2 separate regions of the Homo sapiens genome follow, and region 1 is linked to region 2. The links are chromatin contacts, found by Hi-C or POLR2A ChIA-PET in ENCODE. All regions are on one chromosome and are shown on one strand. The core of a region is the stretch at or near the end of the contact, and the rest is flanking DNA. Distances in the headings are between cores, read along the strand shown.

Region 1 (3,267 bases), core at 700-3,199, 86 kb after region 2:
ACCAACTTACTAGTAAAGCACTGGGATACACCTTGTTTGAAAGTTGAGAACTCTTATTATTATTTTTTAAATTTTGGAACATTCGGTCTTGTCCAGAGAATTAAAAGCAGTGGCTGACAATGGTCTGGGCAATGATTTTTTGGATAGGACTTAAAGCACTGGCAGCAAAAGCAAATATAGGCAAAAGAATTGCATCAAACTAAAAAGCTTCTGCACAGCAAAGGAAACAGTTAACAGAGTGAAGAGACAGCCCGTGGATTGGAAGAGAAAGTTTGCAAATCATACATCTTGTGAGGGGCTAATATGGAAAATGCATGAGGAACTTAACTCAACAGCAAGAAGCCAAATAACCTGATTTTTAAAATGAGCAAAGGATCTGAACAGACTTTTCTCAAAAGAAGAGATATGAATGGCCAACAGATATTAGAAAAAATGCTCAACATCTGTAATCATGGGGAAATGCAAATTAAAACCACAATGAGATATCACCTCAAACCTGTTGGAATGCCTATTTTCAAAAAGACAAATGATAGCAAGTATTGGTGAGGATGTGGAGAAAAGGGAATCCTTGTACAATGTAAATGAGTACAGCTATTTTGGAAAATAGTGTGGAGGTTCTTCAAAAGACTAAAAATAGAATTACCGTATGATCCTGCAATCCCACTTCTGGGTGTATCTCCAAAGGAATTGAAATCGGTGTGTGGAAGGGATCTCTGCACCCCCGTATTCATTGCAGCACTGTTCACAGTAGCCAAGATATGGAAGCCACCTCGGTGTCCATCAGCAGATGAGTGGATAAAGAAAATGCGGTGAATATTCACAATGGAATACTCTACAGCCTTAAAAAAGAAGAATATTCTGTCATTTTTGACAACATGGGTGAACCTGGAGGACATTACAATAAGTGGGATAAGCGAAGGCACAGAAAGACAAATACTGCATGATCTCACTTATATGTGGAAGCTAAAAAAGTTGATCTCGTAGAAGCGTTGAGTAGAAAGGTGTTACCAGGGGTTTGGGGGTAGGGGTGGATATGGAAAGTGGAGATGTTGATGAAAGGGTATAAAGTTTCAGTTAGAATGAAGGAATAAGTTTTGGTGATCTATTGCACTGCATGATGACCACAGTTAATAATGTGTATTTCATAACTGCTAAAAGAATGCACTTTTAACATTCTGTCCACAAAAAATAAATTAGTGAGGTGATAGATATGTTAATTATCTTGATTAAATCTTTCTACAATGTATATACAGATCAAAACATCACATTGTACCCCCAAATATATATATATATAAAATTATTTATCAATTAAAATTAATTTAAAATGAAACAAAAAAGAATGGGAAGGAAAGAGCTGGTGTAAGTATGTTATTAGAAGACAAATTTTAAAAAATGACTGCAACTACTACTATTTCTTCTGTTACTACTATTATTACAATGCTACAGCTACTGTTTATTGGGCCCTATCAGTTGTCTGGGGCTTAGCTCTCCTACATACATTATTGCTAATTCTCACAACCACCTTTTGTGGTCCTGAGTCTACAGATGAGGATACCAGGGCTGGAGAGGATTGCTGGCCGATGCAGGGCCACAGCTGATGGGGAATGTTCAGATGCAGGCCCAGCTGGCTCTCAGGCCAGACCCTTCCCAGGCCTTTGCCCGGATTGCTAAGATGGCCCCTGTTTCTGATGCATAAAGTTTGATTTGAAAGTTAGTAAGTTTCTTTTCTCGTTAACTTTGAGTCAGGATGGCTAAATTTATAGCTGGCTGAATACTTCCCAGAGGATGAGTGTAACGATATTGATTTTAGCGAAGTGAGTCATATGCCTACTGCCTGGAAACACAAGCTCAATTACCACAAGCCAACAGCATAAGCTTTCCCTTGTCAACATTTTTCCTACATGTTCATGAGTCTGTGGATGTGAACAAAGCACTAGGAGAAGCAAAGGTCACGAATAACTGGCGGCGATGCAAGGTAGGGTGCCGAGAGCTGGCCTTGAGATTAGACAGGGCCAGTCTCCGTCTCAGTGTGGCTGACTCATGTGGCTCTGAGCGAGTCTCTCACCTCGCTGAGCTTCCATTTCCCTGGCTGTGAGAGATGGGTTAATTACACCTACCACCCAGGGTGCCGTGTGATGCGTGCAAGCTCCAGACAGGCCTGGAGGTAACAGGCTCCTGATAAATGTTGTTCCCCTTCCTTGACTGTGAACTGCTTTGCCAGGGCTGCCTCTGAGCTCCCTGGAGAGGGGGGCATGAGCTTCTCTTTTCTCTCCTGGAGACCCATACTTGGGTTTCATGTGGCCTGGACGAAATACCTATTATGTGCCAGGAACTAGGCTGGGAGTCAGTCATGCTGAATGGAAGAGGAAGGCCCTCACAGGCCTGGAGCCCTGCATGATGATAGGATTCCTAGTATAGACGTTTGCAACTTCTATGTTAACTAAGAACTTCTTAGTTAGCAAGATGGACAGGTGGTGCTGCCCCGGCCACATGGTTGGTCACTTTGGGAAGCTGGATATCTCCACCTGAGAAAGGAAGAGGGGCAGCTTGGAGGAGCCACTATTCCAGAGTTCCCAGATGCCTTATCACAGTCATACGGGGGTGGAAGCACTGGTCATAGAGTCAGTAGAACAAATGGAATTTCTGCATTGTGTTTTAAACTTGTTTTTGCTTTAACAATTTTTTTATTTGTATCATTATTGATTCAAGGAGAAAATAAGTGATTTTTCCTAGCTCCAAGAAGATCCAAACAGTTTTTACACTGGTTTAGCTCATTATAATGAGATCAATAAAGTCAGTGCTAGTGGATTAAATATTTTAAAACTCAGTTTCCTATAATAAGCATACAGTGAATAAACAGAATTTTCTATAACAAACAGGTAAACAAGCAAGATGGTCTTAAGGTTAAAGGTTATATAACAGCTAACCATTGCGCTGAAAGTAACATTGCCCAGGAGAACAAGCTCCTTGATTTATGAAAAGGTAGAGAGGAAGAGCCCGTCTGACAAGTTAAGACCTTCTCCTCTGGCACAGCTAGTGTTCATGTTCAAGATATTTCACTGATGAATATTTTCCAGACTTTACCCATATCTCTTTAACAAATGTAAAGGGCAGCCCAGGGCGTTGTATTTTCAAAGCCTCATGAGAAAAGCTGAAAAAGCATTAATCTGTGGAGGTTATTGCTATTTAAAAACCTGTATCCCAGCCGGGCGCCGTGGCTCACGCCTGAAATCCCAGCAATTTGGGAGGCCGAGGTGGGTGGATCAC
Region 2 (3,293 bases), core at 390-2,889:
TCTCATCCCATGTCATTAAGGGAAGGATAGAGCAATTTGGAAAAATGCTTTTAATGTAATTGAAAAATGCAGATTGCAAAATTGGCGCACTTAGGAGTCGAGACAGTCTAGTAAATTATTTCTTGTTGCTTTTAAAACTCGGAGACAGTAGACTCTTAAAGGTGCTTGTCTAATGCCCAGTGATGGCCTGTGTCCAAATGAGTTGTTTTAGATTTAATTTGTTTTATCATAAAAGTGGTAAAATTTTGGGAAAAAATGCAAGAAAATGGCAGAAATTAAAAGATAAACCATAGACCCTTCATTCAAGCCTAATGACCATGAACATTTTGCAAGCAGCGTTTCCTTCTAGTCTTTTTTCCCTACATATATCAACTAGTTTTAATCATATGGTAGGTACTTTGTTTTTGTAGCCTGCATTTAAAATCATAGGGTGGTCATTTCTCCCCCAGATTGTTAGTATTATTTCCTCTTAAGAGAAGGGTTAGGTAAGTCATTCCAACCTTTTAAGGTTTCCTTCTAGCTTCTGCTGTTTCTTGTCAGGTGTTTTCTTTTGTCTATTCTCCCAGATGAACACAGCTCTCATGCGGACCCCTCATATACTGGGGGGAGTGGAGCAAGCCGGGGGACAGAAGCCCTGAGGGGCAGTCAGAAGGTACATGTGAGTGAGACCAACTGTGTCAGCCCAGGATAGCTGGAAGCCTGCCTTCACCTGGCCTCCCCTCTGGCAGGCTTCCTGAAGTTTCCTGAACTTGGCAGAGGACAGCGTACCTTGATCTTCTACGTGGAATACTGTGATACTGGCTGAAATGCAGGGAGGACCAGAAGGGCTTTAGAAACCTACAACCAAAGCGGCCCTAGAACTCTGCTTTGCCAGGGCTTGTGGGGCTGTTCCAGGCCTGCCTTTCCTCGCCAGGATTGGGGCACTGGGGAGCTCGGCCCCCCCATAGAACGAGGGCCATACAGAGATGAGCGGCACCCTCTGGGGCTGCTGCTGCTGAAGGTCGTTGACTTTGCAACTCTGATTGCTTGGGCATCCTGGATGTCCCTGGATTGAGCGTCTCGGTTTCTCCTCTTTATTTCTTGGCCTTTCTGTTTTATTTTTCTGGGGAATTTCTTCCACTTTATCTATCTTTCAATGCTTTTTTTGAATTTGTATTTCTGCTGTCATAAACTTTCAAATTGAAGAATAATATATATTCAGGGAAGTGTTCTGTCATGTTTTTACATTCCAAGAGCTGTTTCTTATTTTCTGAATGTTCCTTTTTTTAATATAGCATATTGTTTTTTATTGTATATTTACAAGGTCTTTTCTTAGCTCTTTGAGTTCTTTGAAAGTTTTCCTGTTTTCTGAAATGTTTGTCTCTTTCTTATCTCCTTTGGTCTTTTTTTGTTTTGGTGTCTGTGTTCCATGTTAGAGATTTCCTGCTGCTCATTCCAATTAGGGAGGGAGGACCTAAAAAGCTGACCTGACCAAAAGCTGTGTGTGTGTGTGTGTGTGTGTGTGTGTGTGTGTGCATGCACACGCCCTTGTGTGGGGGCAAAGGGACTTTGTTTGCAGCGGGCCGGATGTAGGGTTATGAGGCAGCAGGCTGGCGCTCATCATAGGAACCCACTTGTGATTATTTTTATGTATTTCCTTGAGCCTGGTCAGCTTCTCAGGGAGGTGTCTTCTCTGGGTGGGCTCTTGGCCTGCTGCCAGCCTTCCGGCATCTGAGCTGGGGAAGAGGGTCAAGGTCTCTGTGTTTAGTGTGCAGACTGCACTCTCCATCCTGTCCTCCAGCTTGGTTTTCTCACTGTCCGGCACATCTTTTCCCACCAGTGTGCAGATCTGTGCCGCTCTTTTTGGGGGCTGTGTAGCGCTCAGTGTCTGACACACACCATCATTTATGCGTAAAAGTGGCTGCGTCTTCTCACCCTCCACAGCGGCAGAATTATTACCTTTTGAAAATGTCTGCTAATTTAATGGTGTCTTGTTTGAGAACCAAGTGAGTTCATTTACGTACAGCTCTTTTAGAACGGGCCGGCACTTCGTTCATTCTAAACAAGCATTTGTTATCCTGATTCTTGTCCATTCATCTCCTGTAGTCTTAGCGTTTCTCTTATCTGGGCAATTTACGTACTTACAATATTGACCTTTCATCATATTTTACCCTCTTCCCCCCCAGGGTGTTGTGTGATGTTGAGTTTTGGTATTTCATGTATTTTTTTTTAACAGAGAAAACCTGACATTTTTCGCTGTCAAGTCTCTGGCCCTTTCCCTTTGTAATTGTCCATGGCTCTAGAGCATGGCATGTCCTCCCCCACCCTGAGATCTGATAAATCGTCACCTATATTTGACCTTCATCTAGTAGTGATTAGCTTGAGCCAGTTTCAATTCTCGTCAGTGGGTCCGAGGCAGGCCCTGCGCCACCATGATGAATGTGTGCGTGGTGCCAGGGATCGATGGGCATATTAAGGAGCAGCGCCGCGGTCCCCGGCAGCCAGCTTCGTGATGCTCCCCCACACTGACGCTGGCTATTCATGATTTAAAATGACCTTCTTCCCATCCGGCTTATTCCGCAGGGCATGGGTACGCCACAGCTTCCTCAACCTTTCCTCAAAAAAGAAATGTTGTTTTTGACCATAAAAGAAATGCAATCTGGAAAGAACAGAAAGGTATAAAGAAGAAACAAATTGCCCATTTTCTCTCCACCCAGAGGCAATGACTGCAGACTTTTTGGTATATTTTCATCCAGCCTTAAAAAAAAAAAAAGATTCAACATAGTTGAGCTCCAACTATACATCTAATTTAAACCCTTCTTTCCCTCCACATACTGCAGTAGCAGTTTTTAATGCTGTAATTTATTGCTTTGGTTTTTAGTGTGGTCTCCAAATCCCTGGGGGGCCTCAAGACCCTTTCAGGGGGTCAAAACTATTTTCATAATAATACCTAGGAGTTATTTGCCTTTTCCATTCTCCTTCTCTCCTGAGTGTACATGGAGTTTTCCAGAGGCTATGAGGCGTGTGCTTTTGCAGTGGATTAAATACAGACGCAGCTTTGAGAACCCAGCTGTCTTGTATTAAGCCAGACATTAATGAGATCTGCAAAAATGTAAACAATGCCTTCTTACTAATTTTTCTTGGTCTTGGAAAATAGAGTTATTTTTATAAGAATGTGCTATTTCTGTTAACATGTGGGGGGTTTGTTACTGTTACTTTTACATAAATTAATAAATATTTTAAAATGTCCTCAGTTTTCACTTCTAATACGCGAAGTACCCATAGCTATAATCCGAAAAAACAACAGCTCTTTG

The links. A loop is a pair of places that touch in the nucleus more often than their neighbours do. ChIA-PET counts read pairs that join two places held with the same protein, here RNA polymerase II (POLR2A). Pooled maps may share reads with other maps.
Region 1: a loop to region 2 is called in a map of natural killer cell, with 2.4 times the contacts of the local background. The contact joins two enhancer-like sites. A Hi-C loop is called at or near these places in 1 of 168 maps with a recorded cell type or tissue (natural killer cell), 3 of 37 single-sample maps with no recorded cell type and 4 of 50 pooled maps. POLR2A ChIA-PET finds 5 or more read pairs at or near these places in 3 of 52 experiments (HEK293, HEK293T and activated T-cell).

Annotation. Positions count from the first base shown.
Region 1 is chr14:100,474,607-100,477,873 of GRCh38, forward strand. All of the region lies in intron 3 of WDR25 (WD repeat domain 25), which reads left to right. Among named protein-coding and RNA genes, the nearest start is that of WDR25, 100 kb to the left of the region's middle. Within about 2 kb of position 1,950, at least 9 of the 41 ENCODE cell types and tissues checked have a DNase peak (open chromatin) inside an H3K27ac peak, as active enhancers do.
Region 2 is chr14:100,388,914-100,392,206 of GRCh38, forward strand. The region is part of intron 2 of WDR25 (WD repeat domain 25); the gene reads left to right. Among named protein-coding and RNA genes, the nearest start is that of WDR25, 14 kb to the left of the region's middle. Within about 2 kb of position 1,640, at least 13 of the 41 ENCODE cell types and tissues checked have a DNase peak (open chromatin) inside an H3K27ac peak, as active enhancers do.